2 separate regions of the Mus musculus genome follow, and region 1 is linked to region 2. Evidence: chromatin contacts called from ENCODE Hi-C or POLR2A ChIA-PET data. All regions are on one chromosome and are shown on one strand. Each heading gives the region's core, a stretch centred on a gene start or an enhancer-like site at or near the end of the contact. The rest is flanking DNA. Distances are from core to core; before and after follow the strand shown.

The links. A loop is a pair of places that touch in the nucleus more often than their neighbours do. ChIA-PET counts read pairs that join two places held with the same protein, here RNA polymerase II (POLR2A).
Region 1: a loop to region 2 is called in a map of regulatory T cell, with 2.8 times the contacts of the local background. The contact joins the promoter of Rwdd2b here to the promoter of N6amt1 in region 2. A Hi-C loop is called at or near these places in 4 of 37 maps with a recorded cell type or tissue (gastrocnemius, heart, left cerebral cortex and 1 more). POLR2A ChIA-PET finds 5 or more read pairs at or near these places in 3 of 5 experiments (Patski and embryonic stem cell).

What each region holds. Positions count from the first base shown.
Region 1 is chr16:87,437,995-87,442,654 of GRCm38, reverse strand. Rwdd2b (RWD domain containing 2B) reads left to right here and starts at 2,063. Exons shown (of 5, transcript NM_016924.2): 1 at 2,063-2,218.
Region 2 is chr16:87,351,636-87,356,212 of GRCm38, reverse strand. N6amt1 (N-6 adenine-specific DNA methyltransferase 1 (putative)) reads right to left here and starts at 2,028. Exons shown (of 6, transcript NM_026366.2): 1 at 1,827-2,028; 2 at 1-35. The coding sequence starts at 1,960.

The sequences.
Region 1 (4,660 bases), core at 814-3,313, 86 kb before region 2:
AGCTTAAGATAGAGGCAGGGTGCTTCACCCTATTGTTTCAAAACAGCAACGTTTTGGCCACAGGGAACCTGCTGTGCTTTGCAGGAAGGGAAATGGCAGTTCCTACTGGAGAGCAGTTGCAGCTTTTCAGGACATCCAGACGTGGCCGAGTGTGGCTGGAGTATGTTGGGGAGTGTGCCAAGGCACGCTCCTCTCTTCACATCTGCTTTAAAGCTTTCATTTAAAAAGCTGGAGGGAAAAGTCCTTATGTAATTGAATTGGCAAAAACACAAAACATCCACGATGGGGCTAGAGAGCTGCTATAAAATATTGTCTTTATGGGTTTTTTTTTTCTTCCAGTTCTGAAAGGTTGTGTGTACTACTATCAATGAATAAGTGTTTATAAATCATTTCTAAAATGATTTAAAGAAATGAAAAAAGAGTGTATTGTATATGGTTGGATAAGGAAAAGAGAGTGGATTGTATATGGTTGGATAAGGCAGTACTTTCATGCTGGAGCCCCTTTCTCTGTCCTTTTATTAACAGGGATAAACTGACAGCTCTTCCCAGCGTGGTTACCAGCCAAGACCACTTAAAGCCAGGGTGGTTAACATTAGTTACCTGCTCACGATTTTAGTGTCTTACTGCTCTCTGGTTTAGAGACAAGAAGTGCCACAAGAGGGAAGGTTCTAGAAACCCAGGATTTGGAATTATCTCCACCACTGTCTAATCCATATCTGCCCACATTCTCAGTTAACAATGGCTCCAGTGGACCTATGTTGGCTCCACTCAACACAGCCTGCAAGGCTCCTGAAGAAGGGACAACAGCAAGCTTCACATTAATTTGATGATTAACAAACCTGCTGAAAGAAATATCAGATGCATCTCCTAGCAAATAACATAAAACTTGTGTTTAGAACCAACAAGGAATTCAAATAGTTTTCTCTCCCACCTCGTTAAGGCTTGACGCTGCCCTCCAGTTTAAACCTGTTTACACAAATGGCAAAGCCCTCTTTCCCAGTAATTTGATCACCTAGAGTAGTGTAACCCTTCTCTCCTCAAAACAGTGACCCTTTTCCCTAACGCTTTCCTTCTCTTTTTTTTCCCGGTGTAATCCTAGCTATCCTGGAATTCACTCTGTAGACCAGGCTGGATGGCCTCAAACTCAGAGTTGTGCCTGAGTCTGCCTCTGCCTCCCTCACGTTGGGATTAAAAAGTGTGCACCACCGCCCCCTCCTTCATGTTCTATGTACCAATTATTTTCAGACTAGCTAAACTGAATTAAGACTTCCAGGTATGGCACCAACTAGTGGGGAAAGGCAGTCACCACCTGAGCTAAAATAAAAGCCAAATGCATTGGTAGGCGGTGGAGACAGAGGCAGAGGCCAGCCTGACCGACAGGGAGAGTTCCAGGATAGCCAAGGCTACACGTGGAAACACTGCCTCATAAAAAAAATCCAACCAGCCAACCACCAACAAAACCAAATGCATTTCCTATCTGTGTCCACGTTTTCCTGAGAGCGCCCACTTGATCAACTAAAGTTTGCCTTGTCCCCGGGGGCGTCAGTTGGAGTGGTGGCCTGTTTGAGACCCCGAGCTTTTCTCTAGCACTTACTTAGGAAAGTGTTGTTAGGTAGGAATAAGAGATTAAGACCATACTTAATCTCTCAGAGTTTTACTTCTAGCCTAGTTAAAATGCAACTACCAAACACTTTCCTAAGCCTGGAATTTCTCTCTCTCTCTCTCTCTCTCTCTCTCTCTCTCTGTAGGGACGGGTCACGTATAGAAAAGAGAATGACAAGACTGTCAGCTATTAAATACTTCTTTTCTAGACGCATTAGGCATTAAAGTCCTGCCACCTGCAGAAGAGGATCTGTTCTTTGTCTGCTGGCTGGCATTCCTTGCCAGTCCTGTATCACCGCCACAGCCCCGGTCCCCAGGAAGACAATGAGTCCGGGATGGTGAAATATTAAGAATAAAAACCAGGACCAGAAAGCAACCGGCGGGGGTCAAAGCACCCCTTCGCTGCTCCAGACGTGAACGCTAAGCAAGAAGAGAGGAGCTTCCTGCTTCCGGGACTTGCGTCCTCACGCGCAGGCGCCGGCCCGCAAAGCGCTCGCTGGCTTCCCGCAAGAAGGGTTCAAAGATCGCGCCGTTCCCTTTCTCTCTCTGGGGTGAGACCTGAGCTGCGAGCGCGTCCGGCCCCGGGGTGTCGCCAGTGCGGGAGCCCCAGCTCTGGGTGAGTGTGGCACTGGATGCCCTTGCTAAGCGGAATGAAGGCCATGTTTCCATGGGGGCTCGAATGGGCGGTCGCTGGAGCAGCACTTCCGCCCATTGGTCAGAACCGTCTTCGGTGTTTCCTGGCTCCGCCCACATTCTGCGCCTGCGTGCGGGGTATCTGCGTTAACTCTTGGGTACCTGAGTTTAGGTTTAGCTCCTTAAATAATCCTATGGGGGCTGTGGCTTCTCTCAGCTCTCCGGAGACAAAGGCATGTGTGTGTGTGTGTGTGTGTGTGTATCTCTGTGCGTGTGTATGTATATGTGTACACACGGAAACATGAATGACCCGCCCCTACCTCAATGAGATTTTCTCTAAAGCTAAGCAAATTTTACTGAAGCCATGTAACTTTAGCAAAGAACTTTCAGTGTACTATGTAGACCAGGCTGACCTCGGACTCACTGAGATAATCCCTACCTCTGCCTCCCAAGTACTGGAATTAAGGACCTGTGCTACTACAGCTGGCAATCCACCCATCTTTTTAAGCATTGATGCCACACGTTTTTGTTTTTGTTCTTCCTAGACAGGATTTCTCCGTGTATCCCTTCCTGGTTGTCCTGGTATACACTCTGTAGACCAGGCTGCCCTTGAACTCAGAGATCCATCTGAGTGCTGGGACTAAAGACATGTGCCACCACTGCCTGACTGGCCACACATTCTTACCCAGTTTTCACATCAGCCATATTCTTCCCAGTTTAGAAATGGGGACTGAATCTTTTGTGTAGAGTCTGAAGGTGTATAAACTAGGACGCAGAAGCCATCTCTCAGTTTTGTTGAATTGACTATCAACTGCTTGCTACATTCCTTTTCTGACTTTTCTCATGTACGTGTGATCAGGTACCAGGCCCTGGCTGTGATCCAAAACTCTGTAAAAAGGTGACAACCGATAATTATAACAATGTTTTGTTGTTTCCTTTACAGTTTTAAGGTAGCCATTCATGAACATTAGTAACAATGTTTCTTTTAGCAGCCAGCAGTGGGAGGCAGCACTTTAATCCCAGCACTTGGGAGGCAGAGGCAGGTGGATTTCTGAGTTCGAGGCCAGCCTGGTCTACAGAATGAGTTCCAGGACAGCCAGGGCTACACAGAGAAACCCTGTCTCCAAAACAAACAAACAAACAAACAAACACCCACAGTGTTTATTTTAACGGCTTTATAATATTTGTTTGTTTACATATATTTCTTAAACTAGTTTCTTCCTTAAGTTCTTTCTTCCCTTCCTATTTTTTTTTTTAAACTTTAGTGTGTAACCCTAGCAGGTATGGAAGACTCAATATAGACCAGACTGGCCTTGCACACACATCTTCCTGCCTCTGTGTCCTGAGTCAATGCCTCAATTAAATCGAGTGCTGGGACTAAAGGCTTGTGCCGCCATGCCTGGCCAGCAGCTGTAGTGTTCTGATGTGAACCATCAAGACTGCCTTGGATGCAGGACGTAGGTAGAGAAGGGCGGAAGCTGTCGATAGAGGATGACCTCTCCATACTTTCACTTTCTTCTGCAGATTCAGCTTTCTAAGCTCGGGCCTTTCAACCGTGAAAGGGGCTGCCTGAGCTGTGGAAGGAGTGGCCTTCCCCCACCCCCTGTACATTATTTCACCGTTTATTGTTGTGTTTTGTCTCACTCTATAGCCCAGGCTGGCTTTGAACCTACAGTTTTCTAGCTTTCTGAATGAGCCAACACATCTACCTGGCTCTTCCATTTAAAGACCACTAAATGGGGGATAGAGAGGTGGCTCAGCTGTTAAGAGCATAAACTGCTCTTCCAGAGGCCCTGAGTCCAATTCCCAGCAACCACATGGGATCTGATGCCCTCTTATGGTGTGTTTGAGGACAGCCACAGTCTGCTCATATACATAAAATAAATAATTCTTAAAAAAAAAAAAAAACACTAGTCACAATTCCAGAGGACCAAGGTTCAATTCCCAGCAACCACATGGTAGCTCACAACCATTTCTAACTCTAGTTTTAGGGGTTCAATTCCCTTTTCTCACCTATGTATGGCACATACACAGTCTTCAGACATACATGCAGACAAAACACCCATATGTATAAAGTAAATAAAAAGTCGTAAAAGACTAGTAAGCATTAATATCTACTTGAAAGAAGAACACATGACTTGCTCTCTTCTCCTGTTCATCTGGGTTCCAGGGTAACTGGTAGCAACCACTCCTCTTGCTATATCATTGGCATACTTTTGAGTACATAGTTTATATTTTTCAAAGAGAATGGCCACTGTCATAACTAGAAATGCCAGATCAGTTGTCTAGGTATAGAATACTGCATAGACTATTAATTTTTAATGGATTGTCTCCTAATTAAAAAATGTGTGTGAGAGAGAGACAGAGACAGAGAGACAGAGAGAGACTGTGTGCCATGTATCTGCAGGCACCCATGGAGGCCATA
Region 2 (4,577 bases), core at 779-3,278:
CAGATCCTGCTCCTACTTCAAGGCATATTTCCACTCTAACAACAAAAACAAAGTATTTAGTTCCTTCTTATGAAGATAATTCTTCATGGAAGACAACTCTCATGCCATATAATGTATTTCCCCAGCACCATCACTCACTTGCAAATATGTGGGAATAAAAGGGATTTACCATTTCTGGCAACTACTTAGTGCTTATTATTTCATAGCTCAAGCATGCTAATAGTTTAGGTGTGTACAGTATTTAAATTGAAGTACTTAAATAAACCCAGCAGCATATCCTAGGGTTTGCTAAAAGCCTTCCATCTACCTAGATACATGAATAACAAAGACCTCTCTCCCTACGAGAGTACTGTGTTGGGCAAGTACTTCAGTGTCTGATCTTAGAATGCCAATAATCTTAGCTTTCTAAATTTAAAAATCTTATATAACTTTCCAATAAATGTATTTCCTTTGATCACTATCAGTGTGTCAAAAGCACTACTTAATTTCCATGACTGATTGGCCTGATGACATTTACAAGATTTTTCTGTCACTTAACTGTTCAAACAACTCAAGAAGAAGTTACAGTATTTCCTTTTTACCTTTAGAATCAGCCACATATCTATGTGACCCACATAACAGGACACGCAAGCCACTAGTGGGTCATAGTAAAGTCTGTGAATCTTACCAGGTGCCTTCTTTATGGAAATAATCATTACGGTCTCAAAAATAACTAGAATTCCTAGCCTTTGTAACAAGGTCAGCTCTATTACAGCATACGAAGCAATGCAATTTGTAGCTGTAAATTTTTCTGAGCTGTTTTGAGCATTCAAGTTACAATTCAGTGCTCCACGAGATATTCCAGTAGCTCAAAATGCTCCACCATCTATGAAGAAAGACTGGTTTTATAGGCAGAAAAAAAGTGACAATATAAATAAACATGATGGCTATTTCGTTCTGGAGACACCCAGTAGGAATCTTGGCCATTAAGTTAATGACCCATATTCTTTCGGCAAACTATTTTATTAGAGTGATTATATGTATGTGTGCAGAATGGTCCTCAGCATTGTAACTGAACCTCCAAGAACAACCTGTAGTAGTTTCTGAGGCCGGAACTCAGGTCTGCAGGCTTGACAGCGAGTGCCTTTACCAGCTGAGCCATCTTTCCCGTTCTCAGCTCAAATTCTTTTCTCAGAAAAGTTAACATGTGGGCATTTACTATTTATGTCAATTAAAGCTATGGCCAATCCTTCAACAAATCAGGCTAGTGAAAATCCTACCGGCGGAGGCACGTGACTATTTAAACCTTCCCTAATAGTTCTAACCACATGCAACTAAAATTCTAACAGTTCAATTAAAAAACAAAACAAAACAAAAAAATCCCAGTTGCAATAACACTTTAAGTGCTCAGACGGCTAGTGGTTGTTCCTTGACTAGGTTGAGTGAATTTAATAGTTCACTGATCCTTATGTGTTCTTCCTTTGCTAGAGGATGTTATTCTTGCACTAAGGCGAGTTTTACATATTCACTTAAAAAAATTAAAATAGAAAATTAGGAAAGTTTTGGGACATCTTGCTTCTGGTTGCTAAACTCCGGCTGCTCCTCAGAGGCGCGTTTACATTCTTCAGATTAACAGCTAAAAGGCAGGGCAGGGTGACCTTGAAGCCGCAGGAACATCTGAGCGATGCTCTAACCCCAGCCCGCCGGACACGCCTCCTTTACCCCTCTCTGCTGTCAATCACCAGAAAGTAGGCCGGCCCACCACTTCCGGAGGAGGGCGGCAAGTTCCGGCTTCCGCCTCCCGGCCACCCCGTTCTCTCCCCCTGAGGCGCGCACCCTCCTCGCACCCTGCTAGCTCGGCCGCCGCCGCCTCGAGCGCGTCCAGTAACAGGAACGTGTCCTCCGCTGGCTCGTACACGTCGCGGAAGGCTCCGCGACCCACGTGCCCGTACAACGGCGTGGGGACACTCGGCGCCGCCATCTTTTCCCTTCCGCTTCCTATGGGCGGGCGTTGAGTACGCACGCGTCAGGCTTGCTGCGCATGCGCTTTTGTCTTACACTGGGTGGCGTTTGGGGTGAAAGAGCTTGTTGGGCTCTCTGGAACTTTTAAGCAACCTCTAACATCCGTTTTCAACTTGTGCTTACTTTTATCGGCTACCCTAATATTGAGCATCGTCAGTTATTTTGTACTAAGGTGACTGCTTTATTCTAATGACATTTGGAAAGTTTCTTCCCTTTTAAACTTGTAAGCACTTGCAAAAATAGTGTTTACAAAATTTATTGTTTTTTAAGCAACTGAAATGTAAATACCCATCTATAAGATTATGACTACTTTTATTTGCTTAATTTTGTTATACAGATTCTCACTGTCTTGGAATTTACTATGTAGGCCAGTCTGGCCAGGAACTCATAGTGATCCTCCACCTGCCTCTGTCTCCTGAGTGCTGGGACTATAAAAGCTGTGGCACCATGCCCAGCTTTTATGACTTTTAATTTTTATTTTGTATTTGACAATATTATACATGGATAACACTTTCATTCATTGAAATTATAGTTTGGGCTGGGCTGTGGTGGCTCTTGCCTTTAATCCCAGCACTCTGGAGACCGAGGCAGGCAGATCTCTGCTTGTTCTACAAAGAGAGTTCCAGGACAGCCAGGGCTACATAAAGAAATCCAGTCTCCGAAAAACAATGAAACAAAACAGAGACAATGGTTTGGAGGGCTGGGGAAGTGCTCAGGGGTTGAGACCTTGTACTGCACTTGAAGAAGACAAAAGTTTGGTTTCCTGCACCTTTGTTTGGTGGCTCACAACTCCCTATAACCCCAGCTCCAGGTTGTTGCTCTTCCTGCGTCAGTGTCACTGTTGTGCCCATACATACAGGCAAAAAAATAACATACAGAAAATCATAGTCTTTAAAAAAATGTAAGGGGCTGGAGAGATGGTTCTGGAATAAGGCTATTATTGAGGACTAGAATTTGGTCCCCAGTACCCACAGCAGGTGGTTCACAAACAGAGTAACTCCAGTTCCTGGGAGTTAAATCTTCTGTTCTCTGGCGGCATCACAAATACAGACTTGAAAATGGCAAGAAAGCTCTGCTGGTAAAAGGCAGGTAGGTGCTGCCAAACCTGAGCACATGGAGCAGGTCCCTGAGACTCACACAGTGGAAGGAGAAAACCTATTCTTAGAGTTCTCAGACCTCCAAGGGTATGGCAGCATACATGTGCACACATGCACAAACATCTAAATATAATACGGAAATATTTTTTTAGAGTGTCATGTGCCGCGAGAATTTGTTATTTTCACATGCATCCTTAAAATGTCTTTGGCATACAAGCAATGAAATGAAATAGCCGTTCTTTCTCAGTTGTTTCCCAGAGGATTTGTTTTTATGTATGTGAAGGTTGACTTTGCTCCAGGTTTGTCTGTTGCAATTCTTGAGACTGACATCCTTAGTGTTCTCCCACTGCTGTACACACAGTTCCTGGTGGGAGATCTGTTAGTGGACATACGGTTCAGTTTCTCTGGATAGTGCCCCATCACTCTCCAAACTAACCATACTTGTGTATACTCCTAACATCTTTTGGTGGCAGATTTATGAGTTGATCTAATATTAGAGATTTGTTTTAGATTGATTTGGTCCGATTGCTGATTGAGGTTAAGCCTGGGTTCATATGTCCATCTAGGGAATTTCTTCCTTTGTGACTTGTATGTACTTTCATGCTTAATTGTCCCCCCCTTTTTTTTTTTTTTTTTTTTGCAGGGGAGGGATGACAGGGTATCATTGTATAGCCTTGGCTGGTCTGACTAAATCACAGAGACCCCCCTAGCTTCTACCTTCTGCCTCCCAAGTGCTGTGATTAAGGGCATGAGCCACCATGAATGGCTGCACTCTTTTGTTTGTTTGTTTGTTTGTTTGTTTTTGATCCTGGGCATTGAGCCTAGGTTTTCAGACATGATATGTACACATTTTACCCCCAAACTATATTCCCAGCCTGGCCCCTATTTTTATTTATTTATTTTTTTACTTATTATTTTTGAGAGAGGGTCTCAGTAGCCCAGCCTGGCCCCTATTTTTATTTATTTTTTACTTATTATTTTTGAGAGAGGGTCTCAGTAGCCCAGACTGGCCTCGAGCTTGCTGTGTTGCTTAGAAGCTTGAGCTTCTGCTTCTCCTGCCTTCCCCTGCTCTACATTGGGACTCTAGGTTTATCCCACCATACCCTGTTGATTTGGTGCTGGGGATCAAACTCAGGACCTTGTGCATGCTAGGTAAGCACGGTAGCACTGAGCTACATCCCTGCACAGCTTTTAGGATTTTGGGAGAGGGAGTCTTGACCTGCCTTTCAAGCTACTCAGTATAGTTTCCTATTCCCTGGCCCAGTGCTTGTACTCATCCTTCTAGTCTGAGAGTTGGGGGCGGGGCTCAGACTTCTGATGGATTTGATGCTGATGGGCTCAGTCACTCTGGTGACTGCTCTGGTTGCTTTGGGACTCTCTCCAACGCCCATCTATGTCCACAGGGTCCACATTTGGTAGTGGATTCTTGATTCCGTGGCTTTCTGACCACCATGAATGGGCCAGAAGCTCAGTTGTGTA